Linked DNA regions of Homo sapiens: region 2 is linked to region 1. Evidence: read pairs that join two places in POLR2A ChIA-PET (ENCODE). Cell type or tissue: IMR-90. All regions are shown on one strand. Each heading gives the region's core, and the rest is flanking DNA. Links, peaks and the distances in the headings are about the cores only.

The links. ChIA-PET counts read pairs that join two places held together with the same protein. Peaks named below come from ENCODE experiments on the same cell type or tissue, not always from the same donor. Only the 100,000 strongest peaks of a DNase experiment are listed, where the experiment ranks them.
Region 2: POLR2A ChIA-PET joins it to region 1 with 9 read pairs; 2 of 35 experiments call an interaction of 5 or more read pairs at or near these places.

Annotation. Positions count from the first base shown.
Region 1 is chr3:59,101,038-59,112,961 of GRCh38, forward strand. All of the region lies in intron 2 of CFAP20DC-DT (CFAP20DC divergent transcript), which reads left to right. Among named protein-coding and RNA genes, the nearest start is that of CFAP20DC-DT, 20 kb to the left of the region's middle. In IMR-90, for the core only: no CTCF peak of the experiment used is centred there; no DNase peak of the experiment used is centred there.
Region 2 is chr3:59,001,805-59,013,728 of GRCh38, forward strand. All of the region lies in intron 4 of CFAP20DC (CFAP20 domain containing), which reads right to left. All of the region lies in intron 2 of CFAP20DC-AS1 (CFAP20DC antisense RNA 1), which reads left to right. Among named protein-coding and RNA genes, the nearest start is that of CFAP20DC, 42 kb to the right of the region's middle. In IMR-90, for the core only: no CTCF peak of the experiment used is centred there; a DNase peak (open chromatin) is centred at 5,597.

The DNA.
Region 1 (11,924 bases), core at 1,194-9,193:
GAGGGTTAGAGTCTCTTCTACGATTTAGGGGGTTAGAGGCACCTCTTGGTAAAGTCCCTTTAAGAACAGGTTTTGCACTATGGGGTGCTAACTGCTATTCTCTTTGGATTAATCTGCCTTGTACTCTTTGCTGATGGCTGTGGGTGACAGGCATGGACAGGATTGTGGGACATGAGGAGTTTTTTCCTCCCTAAAAGAGGAAACTTGAGAGGTGATGAGACTGCTGGAAAAAAATCCCTTTACGACAGCAGCTGCAGCTGCCTGAACTTTTCAGTGTCGCCGCAATGTGTGGGTCTTTCTCCTGGCCTCCCTGATCATTTCACCTTCCCCACCCTGCCAACAGGCAATGCTTTTCTTCTCTACTTTTTATTTCCCTTTGTTATCTTTTCTATTACTCAGGGCAACCAACTTGCCCAGAGACCATGTGTTGAAACTCCTAGCCAGAGGTTGGATTAAAGATGACAGGGCCCTTCTGGGGGCAAATTTAAGCCTTGCCAGTCTGATATTGGGTGCTAAGCAGAATGACTAATGTCTATGTTTTATCACATGTATTTTGCTCTGGCCAGAGCAAAAAAAAATTATTCTCCTTTATAATGCGGCTTGGCCCCCAGGGCTATGGTGTCACAAGCTGAATCACTAGGGTTGCTCAGGGAAAGGGAAACCAGAAGCCTGGCATGCTGGCAAAAGGGTAAGAATTTCTTACCAGTCAGATTTCTGGCTGCTCTCTGTGCAGTTGAATGGATGGTAAATAAATAAATAAATAAATAATCAGTGTTTATCTCCTCTGTAAAGTTTTGATTAATGCGAAAAAGAATTCTAAGGCTAGTCTTAAGCTGGTGTATTTTGTGCTATGAATGTGTTTTTCTGTGTCAAGGGGTACTTTAGGTGCAAACACTGGCTTAGAACACTTGTAAGCCCACTTTTCAAGACCACCCAGCAAGCTGGTCCATAACAAACTTGGCTGCAGGTCCCTGAAACAAACGAAAAACTGAATGAAGTCTCCACGTTGTTTTATGTCCTTGGGAGCTTGGCCTTTTAACCAGGTGGTGGTACTTTCTTTTGGTCTCTGTCTTCAGGAAACAGGAATTTTAGGGTTCATGTCAGAGTTAGCTCTAAAAATCCTATCACATAGTTAAAAGCCTCTGCAAGCTCAGGATTCACTACTCTAGATTCCTCGTGGGAAAGGAACTGGAGACTGCCCTGTGCTGTAGTTATGTCTCCTGTTAGCTTTTGAATTTGTTTGCTACTTCTGCCCAGTAGCTGCTAGTACTAGCTGCCTAGTAGCTAATGTTTTGCACTTTCACAGTGGCGGTCTGAGTTCAATTCCCCACCTAGGAAGTAAGTCATTTCTGGTTTAATATCTGTGTGACCTTGTCTATTCTCTTCTCCATGGACTGCCTTAATTTTTTGTTTCTCTAAGCACCTAGGAGGTTACCTTTGGCAAAGTTCAGAAACTAGAAATATTGGCCACTTGGCATGGCCGAAGTCGGGTAATAAGAGATCTGGAAGGATTTCTTTTTTAAAGAGCACCATGGTTAAAAATCAGCTTAATTAAAAGTGGATAAACAAGCTATACATATATTTTAAAGGCCGTTATGTTTTTGTCTCCTTGGAACTTTTTTTTTCTGGAAAAAGGTGTTTCTTCTCTGTCAATTGAATTATTTTTTCTCCAATTTTTTTTTTTTTTTGTCTTGCCACTCTTCAAGCACACATGAGAGACCCTAAGATAACTTCGGGTAGCCTGGGACTCCTTGGGAGAAACAGAGGAGGCGCCACAGACCCCGTTTTGGGGAAAAAAACCCTCTGTTTCCCTCATGAAACCCCAGGAATTAAAAGCAAATAGATCCCTCTAAAACTCAAAGGCACTGTTCTGTTTTGCATTGTGTTATCTAACGGTTTTGAGTTTTGGGGTATCAGAAATTACTTTGCATTATGAGAGAGCTTTCGTGTGTAAGAACTAGGTAGGAAATATACTTTAAGGGATGGCTAATAGTAGTTATGGAGGGATACTTGACTCTTTGTACACTCAGCTCAGACAAGCATGCTCTTGGCCACTTGGGAGATAAGGAAACATCCCCACCCCCCACTGGGAGATGAGACACCCTTGAGGGATAGGCTGATGACAAAATGGGCTGATTGGCTTTGGGTTGCCTTGCAAGAAATGCAGAGTAGAAGCACTGCGCTATCTTCTTCCATAGTATTTCCCTCCTTTTGGGGATCCAGGAACCAGTATAAAATGACACCCTTAATTTTGGGGATCTGTCTGCCTTCAGCTGCTTATTTGCTGCTTATTTGGCCGTAAGAACGCATGCTTTTCTGGCCCTGTTCCTCCAAGGGCTCCATCCTGAAGCCAGTAATTCAATTAAGAAACTGGCAAACGAAAAATCTTACAAGTGCTGAATCTGTCTGTCTGTGTATTTATATGTGTTATATGTTTACATATAAAAGAGCTCTAATTAATTGGCTTAGAAAAATAAGCACTTAAATCAAATATTTTGTCAGAAAAATAGAAACTTTAATGCCTTTTTGTTCATGTAACTTTAGTAATCTTTTGGAAATAGTTTTAAAGATTATTAGTAAAATTATCTTGAAAATGTAGACATTTGGTCTAAATTAACGTCAGATATCAGATTTGCTAAATGCTTTAAGGTTGAACTGTTTATTTGACTTTTGAAAACTGTTTAATTTACCTACCTTAAAGCCATTAGATTCTAGATAGGGCCTGGGAACATGTGGAGTTAGCCTGAGAGTTAGCAGTCAGCTCCTATCTGCACTTCTGCCTGGTGTGTCCTAGGCTAGACTCCCCACCTAGTACACAATTAAAATAGCTTATTAACCAGGGTTTTCACCAAAAATGAAAGTCACTAAAAGTTAACATTGTAACATGTAATTAAGACTACTGAAGAAACAGTGTTTTTTTTTTGTTGTTGTTTGTTTGTTTATTTGAGACGGAGTCTTGGAGTCTCTCACTGTCGCCCGGGCTGGAGTGCAGTGGCAGGATCTCAGCTCACTGTAACCTCTGCCTCCCAGGTTCAAGCGACTCTCCTGCCTCAGCCTCTCGAATAGCTGGGGTTACAGGCACCCACCACGATCCCCGGCTAATTTTTTGCGTTTTTAGTAGAGACGGGGTTTCACTGTGTTAGCCAGGATGGTCTCGATCTCCTGACCTCGTGATCTGCCCACCTCGGCCTCCCAAAGTGCTGGCATTACAGGCATGAGCCACCGGGCCCGGCCTACTGAAGAAACAGTTTTACATGCAAGATGTATAAGAAAAGTGAAATGAGTTTTTGGTAAAAAAAGATTACAAGAAGGCATGGGAATGTGGAATTTCTTCAGCCTAGATTAAAGTGTTAAAGGATTGTTTTAAGTAAGAAAAAAAATCTAAAGGTTTAAACAAGTTGTGAAAGATTTGTAAAAATTAATTCTAAGAGATTCTATGTGTGAACATATTGGCTATTATTCAGTTTTTCTGTAAATTAAACACTGAAATAGAAGCACAACAGGTTTTTCTTAAAGCACTGATCTGCTCTTTCACAAAAAAATGTAAAGGGTTATAAAAGGTTTATAAGAATCTTATGTTATGGTTAAACATTAAAATTGGGTAAATATATCTATAAGGTTTTATTAAAAATTGAGTTTAATGTTAATAGTACATTATTATAAAGGAGAAATTTGGCTCATTTGGTATAAAAATCATACAGAAAGCATTATCGAATGTGAAGTAGTGTTTTGCTTTCTTTGGACTATATTTGCATAAATGTGTTATGTTCCAAAGTTATGGGAAACTTGGCTTTGGATTGCCTTGCAAGAAATGCAGAGTAGAAGCACTGCACTGTCTTCTCCCATAGTATTTCCCTCCTTTTGGGGATCCAGGAACCAGTATAAAATGGCACCCTTAATTTTGGGGATCTGTCTGCCTTCAGCTTTACCATGATTTGTCTTTAGTAAAAATGGGAAACTGGAGAGAGAAATATTATGTTTCAAGAATTATAGCACACTGGTTATTGAATTCTAGTATCAGTTGTTTTTAAGTTTGTTTCTGCAATTTAGGCTAACCCTGCTTATTCCTGTAAACCAACCAGTGATTTTTGACTGTTCCTCAGAAGAAACAAGAGGGATGGGTAATGTAAAAATCTGGATCGGTATTCTAATTCCGGGCACATTACAATCAGCTAACAACCCCATATCAGCTTAGTTCCAACAGTTGCCCAGTTCATGAAAAGCCTTCTAATTTAGTTTACTTGGAATAACTTCACTTATTTTGCTTTAATCTTGTGGAATATATTGCTGTTATACTGTTTGTGCAGGAATACAGGACAAGCTTACTGAGTGCTTTCTTAAATTATACACTTATTAATCTTCCAGATATCACCTTCTGTCGCAACTCAAGAGTTTATAAATGGACCTTACCATACTGATGCTTTCCAACTGAGCTCCTCTCTACCCTGAATGCAAGAGACCCTCATAGTTAGGAAGAAATATTATTACCCCTATTCAGCCTGAAGAAGTTACAGAAGACAGATGTTTGTCCCTCTGCAAACCTTAGGATTAAGGATTCTTTTATAAAAGGGAGGGGGGAAATGTCAGAGGCCTGTGAGCCAGAGCAACTTTATCTTAAACAGGAGCTGGGTAAAATGAGGGTGAAACCTACTGGGCTGCATTCCCAGATGGTTAAGGCATTCTAAGTCACAGGATAAGTTAGGAGGTCAGCATAAAATACGGGTCATAAAGACCTTGCTGATAAAACAGGTTGCAGTAAAGGAGCCAGCCAAAACCAAACAAAACCAAAATGGCCACGAGAGTGACTTCTGGTCGTCCTCACTGCTGCTCTCCCACTAGCACCATAACAGTTTACAAATGCCATGGCAACGTCAGGAAGTTACCCTATATGGTCTAAAAAGGGGAGGCATGAATAATCCACCCCTTGTTTAGCATATCATCAAGAAATAACCATAAAAATGGGCATCCAGCAGCCCTTGGGGCTGCTCTATAGAGTAGCCATTCTTTATTCCTTTACTTTCTTAATAAACTTGCTTTCATTTTGAAAAAAAAAAAAAAAAAAAAGAGCAAACTGCTGTAAGAGTAAAAAGAAAGCTCCAAAAAGGGATGAAACTTTCAGAAATATGAAGAGAATCCATAAAAACCTGTGTTGACAGTTCTAGACACAACTGCTACTTTCAATGTCTAGTTTCCAGTTTCTTTGAGTAAAAATGATTCATCATGCCAAACTTCATGCCAAGCCTTCTATCAACAAACTGACCCTTTAGAATTCAGTAAAGTAAGAAGGCCAAACTTTGCAAACTTTATGCAACCTTTCAGGACACTGATTAAATAAAAGCATGAAGAAGGGCTTTGAAATTCAGTTTGTAAAGGCTATTTGACCAAGGAGGGCAATATATTGAGCAAATATTTGAATATGTGGTAAAGTAGCACAGGCACAGTCAAGTGAGACTGGTGGTAAAACAGAAACACATTGCTAACAGAAGAAGATTCTTCATAACTTCTTGCAGTATCCAAACTCATGTTACTGACGTGTCCCACTGTCATGTCCAGCTTCAGGCAATATTGTCCTTGTTTTAGTCCATTCCTATTGCTATGGAATAAGCAATAGGAATTCCTGTTGCTATGGAATAAGCTATGGAATGGACTAAGACTATTGCTATGCTAAAATACCTTAGACTGCGTAATTTATAAATAACATAAATTTAGTTCTCATAGTTTTGGTGGTTGGGAAGCCAAAGATCAAGGTGACAGCAGATTCAGTGTCTGTAAGGACTCATTCTTTGATTCCAAGATGGCAACTTGTTACTGTATCCTCCCAAGGGGACAAACACTATGTCCTTACATAGCTGAAAAGATGGAAGGGCAAAAAGAGCCTAGCTCATTCCCTCCAGACCTTTTATAAGGCACTGAGCCCATCCATTAAAATGGAGCCCTCATGGCCTCATCACCTCCTAAAGGACCCGTCTGTGAACACTGTTGCATTGGGGATTTAGTTCCGGCATGAATTTTGGAGGAAACACGAATATTCAAACCACAGTGGTCCTGAAATACCACAGACCATTAAGTTCTAGTAGAAATACAACATAAGCCACATAAAAATGTTTAGTAGTTACATTAAAAATGGTAGAAAGAGATAAAATTAATTTTATCAATATATTTTGTTGACCCCAGTATATCCAAAACATTATTTCGATATATAATCTTGTAAAAAATTATTGAGAAATTTTACTTTTTTTTTTTTTGCCAAGTCTGAAATATGCCATTTCTTTCGTACTTACAGCACACCTCAATTAGGACTAGCCATATTCTAAGAGCTCAATAGCCACATGCATGCGGCTAATGGCTACCATATTGGATAGTACAGTTCTAGTCATATATAAAATATCCTGTTTTTAGGAGTCTCCATAGGAGATAATTCTTCAACTTTTTTCTGGGACCCCATTCCAGTTTTCAGTGATGCTCTAAAAATGCTCTCAAATGTACCCTAAGTCCCTATTGCCAGTGTTTGACTGTTTCATCTCATGCTGTTATTATACAATAAATATTTATTGACTCCCTACTATATACTAGATTTTATGTTAGGTGTTGGGATATAATGGTGAGCATCAATACTGTGCTTTCTGCTTTAAGGTGCTTACACTAATATACAAGAGAAATATTAAACAAATGAGCAAATTAAATCTGTACTTGTGACATGAATTAGTATGGAAAAGTTCCGTGAACTATGAGAATTTGTAACAGGAGGACCTCTCTTACTCTGGAGGGACTGAGAAGCTTCCCCAGTGAAGCAGTCTTTGACTTGAAATCAGAGCCTCTTGTGTCAGGGCTCAGAGGCAAGAAAGAGTTTGCATTTTCAAGGAACTAACAGGAGGATGATGTGGCTCCAGTGGAAAGAGCTAAGGCAAGAATGATTCAAAATGAGGTAGGGGAGTTAGTCGGAGACCAAACACATGTGACTTTAGGTCATATTAAGGACCAGGATCTTCTGCCAAAGAGTAACAGAAACCACTGTATTACTGGATTTACATATTGGAATATCACTCTGTTGTAGACTGGAGAATGGATCTGAAGGGAAAAGGGTGAATGTGAGAAGACCTTTCAGGGAGCTACTTTTTAATCCAAGTAAGAGAACTGAGGCAGTGACTGTCTAATGGCATAAACTGATGACCTTGAGACATATTTAGTAAATAAAACTGCTAGGACTCTGACTGACTGGGTGGAGGAGACTGCAGGAAATGGGGAAGAGGCGTGTCCAAGCTGACTCCTGGCTTTCTGACTCGTTCAAGTAAGTGGATGTGCATGTGTTGCTTCTTAAAGAGAGTTCTCTTAGCTCTCCTCTGGATAGAAATTTGAGGGTAAGGTATTCCTCATCTAAAATAAAAAATACAGTGTTAATTTGCCTGTCATTTCTTTCTTGAATCAGAATGTAATTCTTTGGTGTTAAGGGTAGGATGTTATAAAGAAAAAACATTAACCATGAGCTTCTGTCCATCTGTTAAGCTTTACTTACTGAATAATCACTCAGTAAATAAACTGGATGAATCACTTAATGATTTTACTGTTTTGAAAGCTAGTGTATGTTTTCTTATAAATTAAATAATCTTTCCGTGACAGACAGTATTATTGCCGTAGTACTGTCATGAGTATTATGACAGTCTTTGCAGAGGAAGGAAACAATCAAAACAATCAAAGGAATACAATCAAAGAACAATTTGTCTGACCTTGAAGTTTTGTAAACCAATTAAGAAACCACAACAATAAAGCTTTTATTTTTCTTTACAATTGGTTTGCACAGATTCATAATTATTCGTAGCTAATCATTAAAAATTACATCTCTTTTAAAATTAGTTATTAAATATGTAACTTACTTCCTAATCAAAGTCAAATCACATGAAGACTTCAAATTGCCAGATAATTCAAAATAGTTGGACACTGACAATCATGTTCATTCATTTATTCATTCATTCATGGGATAATAATTAAGTGTCTAGATACTTAACACAATAGACAACCCTTTAGGGGTTTACAATATAGTGGTGAAGGCATAAATGAATAAACACATAAATAAATAAATAATGCATTGTCAGTAGTGATAAGTATTATTATTAAAAACAGACAGGGATAAAAAGCCATAGAGCTGGGTGTGGTGGCTCACACCTGTAATCCCAGCACTTTGGGAGGTGGAGGTGGGCGGATCATGAGGTCAGGAGATCGAGACTATCCTGGCCAATATAGTGAAACCCCATCTCTACTAAAAATACAAAAATTAGCTGGGTGTGGTGGCATGTGCCTGTAATCCCAGCTACTCGGGAGGCTGAAGCAGGAGAATCGCTTGAACCCAGTGAGCCGAGATCGCGCCACTGCACTCCAGCCTGGCAACAGAGTGAGACTCCGTCTCAAAAAAAAAAAAAAAAAAAAAAAATCACAAAAGCCATAGAGCAACGACAAGAGCTGTCTTAGCTCCACCATGAAGAAAGATCTCTCAGTATGGGAATATTTGAGCAGTGCCCCAAGGAAGTGAGGGAGTAATCTGGGAAAATATCTGGCATAAAGAGCCTTTTAGGCACAGGGAAGCAAGTGCAAAGATTCTGTGGTGGGCATCATGCATCTTCCAGGAACAGCAAGGAAGCCAGTGCTGCTAAGCTACAGTGAGAAAGGTGCTATAGTTTGGATATGGATTGTCCCCGACAAAACTCATGTTGAAATTTGATTCCTAATGTCGTGGTATTGGGAGGTGGGGCCTAGTGAGAGGTGTTTAGGTCACAGGGGTAGATCCCTCATGAATGGCTTCATGGTATTCTTACAATAGTTAGTTCTTACTCTGGCAAGACTAGCTTAGTTCTTATGAGAATTGATTAGTTGCTTCAAGAGTGGGTTGTTATAAAGCCAGGGCATCCCTTTTGTTTTCTCTCTTCACATGTGTCTGCTTCCCTTTTGACCTTTTCCACTATGCTGTCACCACAAAAGCCCTCACCAGAAACCAGAACTCTCTCCTTAGACTTCCCAGCCTGCAGAACCATGAGCTAAATAAACCACTTCTCTTTAAAAATTTTCCAGTCTTGAGGCGGAGGTTGCGGTGAGCTGAGATCGTGCCATTGCACTCCAGCCTGGGCAACAAGAGCGAAACTCCATCTCAAAAAATAATAATAATAATAAAATAAAATAATAAAATAAAGTGTCCCAGTCTTAGGTATTCTTTTATAGCAACACAGAACAGACTAAGACAGAGGGAACAATGGAGGAAATGAGATCAAAAAGGTTATGAAAAGTCACATTATAATTCTTAAGGTCATATAAAGATTTGGGTTTTTATTCTAAGTATGATGGGAGGCATTTGGAAGGTTTTGAGCAGGAGAAAGATTTCAGTTTAGATGCAGCGTATATAAGAAAGAAGATAATCAGCCATGATTCCTAGGTTTTTGGCCTGAGCAATTGGATTCATGGTGACACTAATTGAGGTGGTGAAAACAAAGGAGGAATGAATTTAGAGAAGAGATCAACATAGTTCGGTTTGGAGCATGTAAAATTAGAAATTGAACATTCAAGTAGAGGGTAAAACTAAAAAAACTCTTTATTCTAGTATTATGTGTAGTAGCAAAACATTGGGCTTTCCAAATATTCATCAGTAGAGCATGCACTTGTTAAATAACCTTCATTATAGCAGCACAGTAAATTATGAGTTTGTAAAGAGAATAAGGTATATCTTCTATAGAGGATCTTTAGTATATGTATTATATATGAAGAAAAGAAAGGTAGAGAAAAGTAGTATGTATTGTATGTTACCACTTTTAAAGGGTGGACGTTGTGGTTTTGGTATGTCTCACAAAGTCTATGTATTGAAAGGTTAATTCCCAATGCAGCAGTGTCAAGAGCTGGGACTATTAAGAGGTGATTAGGTCCTGAGGGCTCTGCTCTCATGAATGAATTAATGTCATTATTGTGGGAGTGGGTTAGTTATCACAGAGTGGGTTCCTAATAAATGGATGAGTTTGGCCCCCTTCCTTTCTCATGCACATGTGATCTCTTGCCCTTCTTCCTTCTTCCATGGGATGACGCAGTAAGAGGGCCTTCACCAGATGTGGGTCCCTCAACCTTGGACTTCCCAGCCTCCAGAACTGTTAAGAAATAATTTTATTTTCTTTATAAATCACTCAGTCTATGGTATTCTGTTACAGTAACACAAAACAAACTAAGACAGGTGAGGTAAAAATACATCTATGTTTGGGCCAGGTGCGGTGTGGCTCACGCCTGTAATCCCAGTACTTTGGGAGGCCAAGGCGGGCAGATCATGAGGTCAGGAGTTCAAGACCAGTCTGGCCAACATAGTGAAACCCTGTCTCTACTAAAAATACAAAAAATTAGCTGGGTGTGGTGGTGTGCACCTGTAATCCCAGCTGTTCAGGAGGCTGAGACAGGAGAATAGCATGAACCCAGGAGGCAGAGGTTGCAGTTAGCCAAGATCATGCCATTGCACTCCAGCCCAGGCGACAGTGCAAGACTCCATCTCAAAAAAAAAAAAGAAAAAAGAAAAAAAAAGAAATACATCTATGTTTGCATTTATAATATATAGTTACATAATACATTTATTTGATGATAAAACATATTGATTATTCTTTAGGAGGGAGAAAATAGTGTGAAGGAGACAGAGATAGGAGGTAGATTTCCCTGAACATAATTTGACTTTTAGATTTGACTTTGTAACAATGTAAATATTTTATATAATTATAAAACAAAATAAAAATGATCCTAAAAATCAGAAGCAAACTAAAGCAAATGAATCTAAATGTATTGAGTTGGTGGCATACCCACAGAGAGGGGAATTATTTTAAGTAAGTTTAAATTATGGTTAACTATATTAAAGCTTTCTTTACATTCCTAGTGGATTATATCTAAAGGACCAACTGAAAAAACAAAAAGGACAAAATAATCTTAAACTGTTTTTGGTAATCATGTTATCGATGGTAATGTAAGTGCTGTTCTCAAACTGAGGAGTATATATTGTGGGATAAAGTAAATAGGATATAATATGATAATGAGATGCTGCAAGCTGGGACATTTGGTATAGGATAAAAGAGATACAGATAGAAGTAATAAGATTGATGAGCTTAAGAAAAGTTCTACAGTCTTGGATTTGAATTGGAAGTATCAGTATGAACACGTGCTCTATTTTATTGCTTTGTAAAAAGTATGTTGTAGCCCTTTCCCTAAAATAACCTGAAAAACAATGATAACCTCACAGCAGTGAACACCTCTACTGTCCTAATTGTGGTCTCTGTATCTTCATTCTCATTAAAAGGAACCAGAATTTGATGAGTAAATGGCAGATTCTAGAATCTAGGGCAAAAAGTTTACAAGATAAGCCTGGAACATCTTGTCCTACCAGAAAGTAAGCTAAATATTAAAAACAACTGGGATTGTGACAAAAGGGTGCAGGAATCATCTTGAGCAGGTTTTTTTTCCTGGACAAAATCTGGAACACTTTGAACATAATTAGGAAAATAATAGCAGCAAATTGAAGCATATGAAATAGGTTTAAATTCATGAGTTTATAATGATAGCAAAGAAATTATTGGTCACTTTTGGAAAATTCTAGGTAATCAACTCATTGTTCTGGAAAAAAAAAAAGCTAAGAATATTCTTTGTTTTTCGTTTTTTTTTTTTTGAGATGGAGTCTCACTATGTTGCCCAGGCTGGAGTGCGATGGTGTGATCTTGGCTCACTGCAACCTCTGCCTCCCAGGTTCGAGTGATTCTCCTGTCTCAGCCTCCCAGATAGCTGGGATTATAGGCGTGCGCCACCATGCCTGGCTAATTTTTGTATTTTTAGTGGAGACAGGTTTCAGCATGCTGGCCAGGCTGGTCTTGAACTCCTGACCTCAAGTGATCCACCCTCCTCGGCTCCCCAAAGTGCTGGGATTACAG
Region 2 (11,924 bases), core at 2,576-10,575, 98 kb before region 1:
CTCAGGGAAGAAAGGGAAGTACCTGATGTTACTATAGTAATCAGTGGGCTTCCTGGGCTCTCTGCCAATTAGTGTGGCTTGAGCGGAAGGACAAAAACGTGACATGTGGTAAAGAAGAGATTCCAAAACAGAGACATTCTAAATTGAAAAAGTGAACTATTAAACAAAAATGTAAGTAACTTTTGGCATTTTTTAATACCGGGTATATACTAAAATGCCGTGTGGTTGGCCACCATCTTAATCGTTTACCTAGGAGGCAATATCATGAAGTTAAAAGTCCATGGATTGTCAGAGCCTGAAAGAACTGAGTTGGGGATCCCAGCTCTGTTATCCCACTGACAAGCCTTCACAAAGTTACTCGCAGAGCCTCTGTTTCCTCATCTACAAAATGGAACAAAGGGGAATAAATACCTCTTACTCCCAGTAGTTGAGGATATGATAAGATGAGTGTGTGGCACACACACATGCTGAATAATTAGCTTCCCTCCTAAGGGATACATGATCCCACCTTAAGGGACATATCTCCAATTTCTAAACAAAAATCATTTGGAAAAATTAATGCTTCTAAATGGCATAACCAAAATGACTTTATGCAAGCAAAGCAAGTAGAAGTATTTCTAAATGTGAAAACATCTACAAAACATCTATTCAGTAACTTACATACTAAGAACTATCACTGATGATACTACCATTTTGATTTTTAAAAATATCCATGTACACCCTGGTCATCATAACAAAAAGAAAATAAAAGTTACTCACAAATTAACATCACAGAAAGTACTAAATTTTATGTTCCATTATTCTTTCTCTCAACCACAAATCTGATCTGATATGTCTGGTGTTATCTCCAAGTGCAGCAAAAGATGCCAAATCAATGTTCTCAGACTTATCAATGAGGATTGGTTCTATTTTTCTTCAACTTTCTTCCTCACTCAAAGAGATGTTATTTTAAGTAAATATAAAAAAGAGAGCATTTGTGACCTTCTTTTAACAAGAACTAGTATTTGCCTAGTTTGAAAAGCACTTCTTATCATCAAACTTATCCTCACATTAAGGAGGCATTTTCATTTTCTCCTTTTACATCTAAAGAAACTGAGGCTCCCAGAAAATGAAGTCACTTGCCCAAGGTCTTGGTTACTGACAGAGCTATAATGCATCCAAGATTTCTGACTGAATATCCAATGTTCTTCCCTACAGTTATATGATGAATCTAAAAGACTTATTTTATAAGCGTTTCAAGAGATACCAGAGGGGGAGAAATATACTGATTAATCACACTAAAAATGCAGCACAGAAGGGATGAAAAAAATGAAAGGCTTTAAAAATTATGAAATAGTGTAGATACCACTCTCAGTCATCTGAAGGTAGATATTTGTTTTATACATTGTAACAACCTAGTTGCTTATTTCTCTCTATTTTTTTTATAAGACAACAGATAGAATGGGTGGATGGAGGGAATGAACTTTTGCTGCACATCTATTAAACAGAAACAACTTATTGGTGGTTGTAGGTGTTATGCAGCCTAATCTATTTAAGAGATTCAGACACAGACTTAATATCTGGCAAGTCAGATGTGCTTCAGAATAGCAAGTTATAGGCTGCTTTTAGATGTGCTTTAGAATAGCAAGCTAAAGACTGCTTTTATAGTTGGATTATATTTATAGTACTATTCATTACCTTTCTAAACCCAAAGTCAGATGTATGCCAAAACAATCCATAGGTATCCCCATAAAAGATCCAAGTTAAGAATATCAGAGATACAGTGTGGTTATAAGCCTATATACAAACAGACGAAATCTCAACTTACTAGGACAAAAGTCTAAAGACATCTGTTATCTGTTTTCCAGACATGATATGAAAATGGAACAACTGATGTAATTGCCTAAGTGACAGACTATGCCTGATAATGGTAAAAGTTGGTCAATCCTGACTTTGCCACATTATAGCATTCCAGGAAAAGTTTGAAACTAACTTGCGGGAAGAAAGTAGAGGAACCTATAATGAAAACAACACATAGTACATACAATAGGATGAAGGTTTTCTAATTTCACTTTAATTTCCACCAATTACTAAGGGCTCTTTTCAGACTTGCTTTTGTTTAAACTAAGTGCAGAAGGAGCTCTCCTAACAGACCCATTGGATTAATGGACACTCTTCTCTTTGTGAAACATACCTACTTTTGGTGCCCTTGGCTATTCTCACCTCATAAATGTCTTGATATAGTTACAGGACAGGGCTTTTACTGTAAATACTTTCAAATAGGGCAAACCTATGAATGAGGTGCTGATCCAGTTTTAGGACAAGGGGGTCAAGCTAGAAAGAGAAAGAACATAAACTCCATGAGGACAGGAATTTTCATCTGTTTTGTTCACTGATGTATGTTAATAACCTGGATCAATTCCTGATGTATAGCAGGTGTTCAATAAGTATCTGGTAAACAAGCAAAAGTCTGTAGCACCCAACATGCATCTGAGGCACAGGAAGAAGGCTCTTCCTGCTTCTTGGAGGAAGCAAGAGACATATTTTTCAACCATAAACAAATGAGAGCATGGAAGTGTTTTATAAAATATAAAGTGACATACTAATTTAAGGAGTTACTATTATTAACATTAATTATTATGGTAAGATTTGTAATGCCCTCTAGCATTTACAGATAAGGCCACTATAATGGAAAATGTTCCAGAGTCTCCAAGCAACCTCTGGCTTTGCACAGATTACCAACTAGAGGCCCACGTTCCAAATCTGACTCTTGGATTTGGTCAACAAGTTATTATCTTTTAAAAAAATTAGTTACCAACCTCTAAAAATTAGAAGTCGTCATTAAAAATTGTTAATTTCTTGATTCTCTTGAGAAATCTGAAGATTTGGTAAACATGATCTGCTTTTCTACTTGGTAACAGTCAGCTGTGGCTGCATAGAGGCCCCCACCTCTTTAACTGGGGTACAAATTTTCCACTGCATAATCCCCACAGCTCTGTTTTGTTCATTTCCAATATCTGGCTAGTCCTGTGTAAACTTGTGATTTGAGCATCCCCACATTAGTGGATACCAACCACAGAACTCTGTCTCCAACATCTAGTTCTAGGCCAGAGAAAGTACCTTATAACAATGAGATTCCTAACTACCTATGTAACCAATCCCCTTTGGCTACAATGGTAGGATAGCCCTGATTTTTTACCCCTTACTCTATCCATACCTTTTGTCCTGTAATTTTGTAATGCCTTCTCCTTGGGCACGGTATTATTTGCTATTTTTTAACTTGGGGTATGGCCATGAACTTGCTTTGACCAACAAAATGAGGCAGAAGGGATGGTATGCTAATTCTGAGCCTAGATCTCAAGAGACCTTGTGTGTTTTTGTTCATTCAGTTGTGTCTCTACCAATGCCATGGGAGGGGCCTTGGTGGCTTCTGTTTTCCTTGGCCTCAGCTCTAGAATGAAAACATGTGGAGCAGACCTTACTCCAAACCTCATTGAGGAAGCAAGTCCAGCCACATGCACAGTTCAAGCCTATTTGCCTAGCCAGGCCTAGTAACTCCAACCTGCCCACAGATAAATGAGAAACAATACATAATACTTTTAAGCTACTGACTCTTGGAGTAGTTTGTTATGCAGAAGAAGCTAGCTGATACAGACAAGTTTCAGACAAAGTCACCTTACATAACACTATGTTCTGTGGTAAAAACTACTCTGAGAGACTATAATATACTTAAAGTGTACCATGTGTAAATTTTTCTGTCATATAATTTTTATATGAATTAAGCTTTCCGCTTATATTCATTTTATATCACTTTAGATAAACTAAAATGATGTGAATACTGATAACATCTTGCTTAATATCCCACCACTATATTTCTAGACAGACAATAACTGTTACATAACTATCATTAGCTCTTATTGTCATAAAAATTTCAATATATTAATGTAATTAAATGTCTTCATCATCTGTTTCTTAGTCTTCTTTGGTGGTCGATAGAGACTACATTATTTGCGAACTAATCAAATTTAAGTATTGATTACTTTCATTTCTAGATTTGATGAGGCTGAAAAGATATGAAGTAGTAAATCCTCATTTACAAAATATCCTAGATACATAGAATTAGATGAAAACAAATGTGGTTTTCAGTGACTCAAATCTCTCATTTATTTAGGAAAGCTAAAACTAACACCTTATAGTAATTTGGGCATATAGAGGAAGGGAAATAATTCACAAGATGGAATTACTCCTCAATGAAAAGTACTTTTAAATATCCCTACATTTATATGTGTTTTTATAAATATGTAATATACTGTGTATATGTATATATACACACATCTATACATGGAAGGATGGATGGATGGATGGATGGATGGACGGGGAGGAGGGGCGAATAGGTTAGAATGTAGACAGTGGCAAAAGGCTGCTACTGTCATCCCAGCAACCAGAATAAGCCAAGAAAACTATAAAATCATGACGTTAAAAAGCCATCAGAAGGAGATGGGAGGAAGATGGTGCCCAGGAGGCAGGGCTAATGTGCACCTCTCACTTGGAGAGACTGAATAATGTGTGGAGACTCACACCATGAACTTTCTTTCCAAGTACCACTGCAGGAATCTACCAGGAAAACTGGAAGAATTCACAGATCCTTTGAAAGAAGCAGCATGCTGCTGCAAATTCTGCGAGACAGGCAAAAAACTGTGAGTTCCCAAAGTGTGAGGTGGGGAATCCTGCCTCTGAACACACATCCCCACTGGGGAATCTGAAAATCCAGATCACGGGAGAAGGACTTAACCTTACCTACAGCTAAAACAGATTTGGGGAGCTGAATGAAATATAAAAGTAGAAGCAGTGGCAGGAAGAGCCTCGTAGGCAGTCCCATTCTCCAGCTTGAGCCCAGGGAAGCCAACCCTGACAATATCTCATAGAGGCCCTAGGGGAAGACAGCCAGCAGAATTAGGGAGGGGTCACAAGATGAATGAAGCTTCCAACTAAATTTTGTAATAGTTTCAACTGGACACAAGCTTTCTTGATCAGAATCTGGGTGGGGAGCAAATGGGAACTGTTACAGATGCAAACACAGGAGCTGCTGACATTGTAGGCAGACTGGGAGGCAAGGCCTGAAAGCCTTGCTTGCTTTCTCAGCGTGGAAGCTTATGGCCTGGGGCAGGTCTGAGTTTTGTGAGCAGGCTAACTGGAGCTAAACTCAGTGCTGTTAGTGGGGCACTGCGAGAGCGAGACTGGCCTTGCCAACTGTGTGGAGCTGGGTGAGGCCTTTTGCTACTGGATGTCACCCACTTCCCTGGCAAACTATACTGCACAGCAGAGGTAGCCATACTTCCCTCTGGAACAAAACCCCATTGGCCTGAGAACCACCCCCAACTCCCCAACAGTGGCTGTGGCAAGCCCCGCCCCAGGAGAGTCTGAGCTCATACTCACCTAATCCTGCCCCCATCTGAAGGTACTCCTCTACCCGCCCTGGTAGCTGAACACAAAAGACATAAACTCTTGGGAGCTTTGTGGCTCTGCCCATCACCTAAGAAACCAGAATACTTCCCCTGGCCAACTTAAGAGTAAGCTTAGATCTCCCTTCTACTACTGCAGCTGGCGCTCTCTGGAAAGCACCACCTCCTGGCTGGAGGCCAACCAACTCAAGCCATTACAGCAACTCATGACAGAATAATCTGGCTCCCAGCAAGGAGAAAACAACAGCTATGGCTAACAAGAGGGCCTGAGTCTGTCCATGCGACAACTTCACTGCTAGCATAACCAGCATTTGAGAAAGCCAGAAAACTAAACATGTCTACAACTAAGGACTCTCACAGAGCCTACATCACTGCCGTGCTACCTCCACCAGAGCAGGTGCTGGTATCATGGCTGGGAGACCTGACGACAGATCACATCACAGGACTCTTTGCAGACATTCCCCAGCAGCAGTCTGGAGCCTGGTAGCCCTGCTGGGTGGCTAGACCCAGAAGGGCAGTAACAATCACTGAAGTACAGCTCTCAGGAAGCCTCATCCCTAGGGGAAGTGGGAGAGCACCCTATCAAGGAAAAACCCTGTGGGACAAAAAACTCTGAACAGCAGGACTTGGGTTTCAGATCTTTCCACTGGTAGGTAGTTTCTCATAGCAGAGAAACAATTGCAATGTGGGGAGCAATAGGGAAAATCTGCACCTATATCCCAACAGACAGGCAGCCTCTGTGATCATGAAAGGCATTAGAGAAAGGGTCCTTGTTCCCCCCAGCACTCCATTGCAGACACAGCTGGGGCTTCCCCAACAGAAACACTGGATGCACTTATAGACAGCCTTTCTGGAAAAATCCAGGGTGAGTGCAGCCCCACAGAAGAAGCACACCCCAGATTCAGGCCGACAGAGGAAGAGTCACAATTCCTCCCTACTTGGAACATCAACATTCCTACAGATGAAAAGAGATGCCTGTCTGATGTGAATAGCTAAAACACAAGGACAGGAGCGAGGCTGTGAGGTGAACAGCTTTCCTGGTGACCTGGCATGGGAGCTCTGGTAGTTCCTACTCTTAACCCTGATAAAACCTAATTAAGAGCTTCCCCAGCCACACTCATCAAGGCTGGGACCTCAGCCCACCACTGAGTATTACATCTACCCACCTGCCTTCACCACAACTGGTGCCTACCCAGGAATACCTTCGCTATTGACTTGAAGCCTGAACGATAGACTGGATTAAGAAAATGTGGCACATACACACCATGGAATACTATGCAGCCATAAAAAATGAAGAGTTCATGTCCTTTGTAGGGACATGTATGAAACTGGAAACCATCATTCTCAGCAAAACTATCACAAGGACAAAAAACCAAACACAGCATGTTCTCACTCATAGGTGGGAATTGAACAATGAGAACACATGGACACAGGAAGGGGAACATCACACTTCGGGGACTGTTGTGGGGTGGGAGGAGGGGGGAGGGATAGCATTAGGAGATATACCTAATGCTAAATGACGAGTTAATGGGTGCAGCACACCAACATGGCACATGTATACATATGTAACAAACCTGCACATTGTGCACATGTACCCTAAAACTTAAAGTATAATAATAATAAAATTTAAAAAAAAAGTGAGAAAACAGTAAACAAATAAAGTGTACACCATGAGAGAACAAGATAAGCTTCAAGAGATCCCTGCCATTATAACTCCACAGGAGACAGTGAACCCACCCACACACCAAGAATATAACTACTACCACTCACCAGCATTGGGGAAAGCCAGTACACAAAGACTTTCTATAACTAAGGATCTCATACAAAGTCTTCACTCCTACAAGCACCAAGAATCAAATTAGGCTAAAATAAACATCAAAGTCTGGTCCTTAGGAGAGGAAAAAAGAAATTTAAATTTAAAAAACCACAGTCCAACCAAAAATAAATTCAAGAACAATTTTAAGAAATAGTCTAGCCAAATGAGAGGGAACCAGAAAAATAATTCTGGTAATATGACAAAACAGGGTCCTACAATACCCCAAAAAGATCACACTAGCTCCCCAGCAATGGATTGAAGTAGAAATCTCTGAATTGCCAGATAAAAAATTCAGAAGGTTGATTATTAAGCTACTCAAGGAGATACCAAAGAAAGGTAAAAACCAACTTAAATTAAAAAAACATACAGGATATGAATGAAAAACTTTCCAGAGGAATAAATATAAAGAAAAAACAATCACAACTTCTGGAATGAAAGACACATTTAGGGAAATACAAAATGCAGTGAAGTCTCAACAATATACTAGAACAAGTAGAAGAAATTTGGGATTATGTTAAACAGCCAAACAGAAGAACAATTGGTGTTCCCGAGGAAGAAGAGAAATATACACATTTGGAGAACTTATTTGAGGGAATAATTGAGGAGGGCTTCCCTGGCCTTGTCAGAGACCTAGACTACCAAATACAAGAAGCTCAAAGAACTCTGGGGAAATTCATAGCACAAAGATCATCACCTAGGCACACAGTCATCAGGACATCTAAAGTCAAGACAAAGGAAAGAATCTTAAGAGCTGTGAAACAAAAGCATCAGGTAATCTATAAAGGAAAACCTATAAAGTTTCTAGCAGAAACTTTACAAGCCAGAAGGGATTGGCGTCTTATCTGTAGACTCCTTAAACAAAATAATAGCCAAGAATTTTGTATCTGGTGAAACTAAGCTTCATAAATGAAGGGGAGAATAAATCTTTTTCAGACAAACAAATGCTGAGAGAATTCACCACTACCAACCCAGTACTACAAGAAATGCTGAAAGGAGTTCTAAATCTTGAAACAAAACCCTGAAATACACCAAAATAGAACCTCCTTAAAGCATAAATCTCACAGGGCCTAGAAAACAGTAACAATGAAAAAAAACAAGGTCTTTAGGCAACAGCTAACATGACAAATAGAATAGTACCTCACATCTGAATACTAACATTGAATGTAACTTGCCTAAATGCTCCACTTAAAAGATGCAGAATGGCAGAATGAATACAAATCCACCAACCAAGTATCTGCTGTCTTCAAGAGACTTACCTAACACATAAGGACTCACATAAACTTTGGGTAAAGGTGTGGAAAGAGATATTCCATGTAAATGGAAACCAAAAGCAAGCAGAAGTAGCTATTCTTTTATCAGACAAAACAGACTCTAAAGCAACAACAGTAAAAAAAGGCAATAAGGGATATTACATAATGATAAAAGGATTAGTCCAACAGGAAAATATCACAATCCTAAATATATATGCACCTAATACTGAAGCTCCCAAATTCATACAACAATTACTACTAGGCCTAAGAAATGAGGTAGATGACAACACAATAATAATGGGGGACTTTAATACTCCACTGACAACATTAGACAGGTCATCAAGACAGAAAGTCAACAAAGAAACAATGAACTTAAACTATACTCTAGAACAAATGGATTTCACAGATATTTACAGAACATTTTACCCAACAAATGCAGGATATACATTCTGCTCATCAGCACATGGAACATTCTCCAAGAAACACCATATAATAGGCCAAAAAACAAGTCTCAATACATTTAAGAAAATCACAATCTTTTTAAATAACCTCTCAGACCACAGTGGAATAAAACTGGAAATTAAACTCCAAAAGGAGCCTCAAAATGATACAAATAAATGGAAATTAAATAAGCTGCTATAGAATGATCTTTGGGTCAACAATAAAATCAAGATGGAAATGAAAAAATTCTTTCAACTGGACTATAATAGTGGCACAACTTCTCAAAACCTCTGGGATACAACAAAAGTGGTCTTAAGAGAAAAGTTCGCAGCATTAAATGCCTGCATCAAAAAGTCTGAATGAGGCCAGGCATGGTGGCTCACGCCTGTAATCCCAGCACTCTGGAAGCCCAAGGCGGGAGAATCACTTGAGGTCAGTAGCTCAAAACCAGCCTGGCCAACATGGTGAAACCCTGTCTCTACTAAAAATACAAAAATTAGCTGGGCATAGTGGTGCATACCTGTAGTCCCAGCTACTCGGGAGGCTGAAGCAGGAGAACTGCTTGAACCTGGGAGGTGGAGGTTGAAGTGAGTCAAGATTGCACCACTACACTCCAGCCTGGGTGACAGAGCAAGGCTCCATCTCAAAAAAAAAAAAAAAGTCTGAAAGAGCACAACAGAACAACAGACAATATATGTCACACCTCAAGGAACTAGAGAAACAAGAACAAATCAAACCCAAACTCAGCAGAAGGAACTAGAAAACAAGAACAAATCAAACCCAAACTCAGCGGAAGGAACTAGAGAAAGAAGAACAAATCAAACCCAAACTCAGCAGAAGAAAAGAAATAACAAAGATCAGAGCAGAATTAAACGAAATGGAAACAAAAAAAATACGAAAGATAAGTCTCTTTGAAAAGATAAAATTGACAGACCATTAATGAGATTAACCAAGAAAAGAAGAGAGAAGATCCAAATAAGCTCAATTAGAAATAAAACAGGAGATATTACAACCATAGTCATGGGTTACAGTAAAAGCAGATGCAGATATGACCCAAATGGACAATTATTTGTTAGGTAATTGATGAAGATTATTTCATCACCAGCAGCATTTCTTTCACAGGGATACATTTAAGGAACAGGTAAATAATTAATTATGAATAATTAATCCTAGTACTCAATGAAAGGTGCAGAGAGTTTAAATTTATTTACTTGTTATAAAAACATACCAACAATCTTGAGTATTTACTCCTTTCCAGGCACTTGCTAAGACACTGGCGCTTCGAAATAAAGCATAGCTTATCTCTTCATAGAACTCACAGTCTATTAAGAAAGACAGACCTGTAACTATAAATTGACTGAATAAATGATATCATAGAAGTATAAAAAGAATTTTATGAGAAGCACAGAAGATGAAGTAGTCATTAATTCAACTTGGAAGAGTCACGGAACGCCTTAAAGATAAGTCAGTTTTGAAGAATGAGTGGGATTTCACAGATGGAGATGAAAAAAAGGGTACAGAAGTGAAAGGATACACAAGGATATGAAAGAATGACAGTATGTGATAGTTTCCGGATCCTACCAAGAGTCCAGTGGTTTTAGACAGCATAAGGCTGAGGAAATATGCTGAGAGAAAGAAAGGAGTGAAGACTGGACAAGGCTATTGGAGCCAGAATGAAAAGACCTTCAATGACAGTATGTGATAGTTTCCGGATCCTACCAAGAGTCCAGTGGTTTTAGACAGCGTAAGGCTGAGGAAATATGCTGAGAGAAAGAAAGGAGTGAAGACTGGACAAGGCTATTGGAGCCAGAATGAAAAGACCTTCAATACCACAGTAAAGCTCATGGAAGGCTTTTAAGTAGGAAAATAATAAAATCAGATTTGCATTTTAGACATGTATTTCTAGAACTTATAAAACTGCATTATAATTTTTTACAAATTGGCCTCTTCCACCAGACTACAGGCACTTGAAGGGTAAGAAAACATAGCAATTGATCAAAGAAAAAGGAAGTAGAAATTAAAAAGAGAAATAAGACTTGAGAGATGAGATTAAGAAAATTATTTTTTTTCCTTGCAGTTGCGATTGTTATCACTAAAATTATTCACCAATACTGTTCTTACATTTGTATGTAATGTGGTTTATTAATATGGCAAGGCTGGTTCAATTTATTTCTACATAAGGACATAAGTAAAAGTTTAATTTTATAATTCTAAAGTAGACACTGTTTTAAAAGAACGCATAATTTCATGAAGACTTAGACATTAAATCATAAAAAGAAGTGTATCAGAGGAGAGAGCAACACACCAAAAGACAAAGGGCTAAAGGAGCAAATTAGCTGAGTCTGTCCCTTTTAAAATGCTCTCTTCGGAGTCCCAGCCATAGAATTCCACTTGCATTTCATCGATCATTGCTAGGTTACATGACCACGGCTAGCTACAAGGGCTCTAGGAAGGTGAGTCTATTTAGCTGGGCTCTTTGCTGTCCTGACCAAAATTCTGTTCAAGAAAGAAGAGAAAAATGGAGGAGCGTTTGTCACAGGAAGTAACTTATAATCTTGTCCAACTTTTATGTTAGATTGTGATCCAACTACTAAGAGACACATGCTACTGAACACTCTTCTCTCTGGTAAGCAGTTCACTTATGTTATTAATGTAGGCTTAGATACATGTCTGCTACTTGAAAGGATGTTCCCAGCATCATATAATTGAAAAATAAATTTTAAACACAGATAGCAATTATGGAAGTTTACCTAAATTCATTACACACAGAAAGGCTTTTGGGAGTCACTACAAATTGTTTGCATTTTACCTATTACATATATCAATACCAGTGAATGTATGCAGACTTGTTACAACTCCAACTAGCAGAAGTACTAACACCTGCACATATTCAATATTCTAGATGCTTACCAGGAATAGTAGGATAAGCCAGTTGCTATTTTCTTTCCTGACCAAATATTTTCCAAATATTAAGCT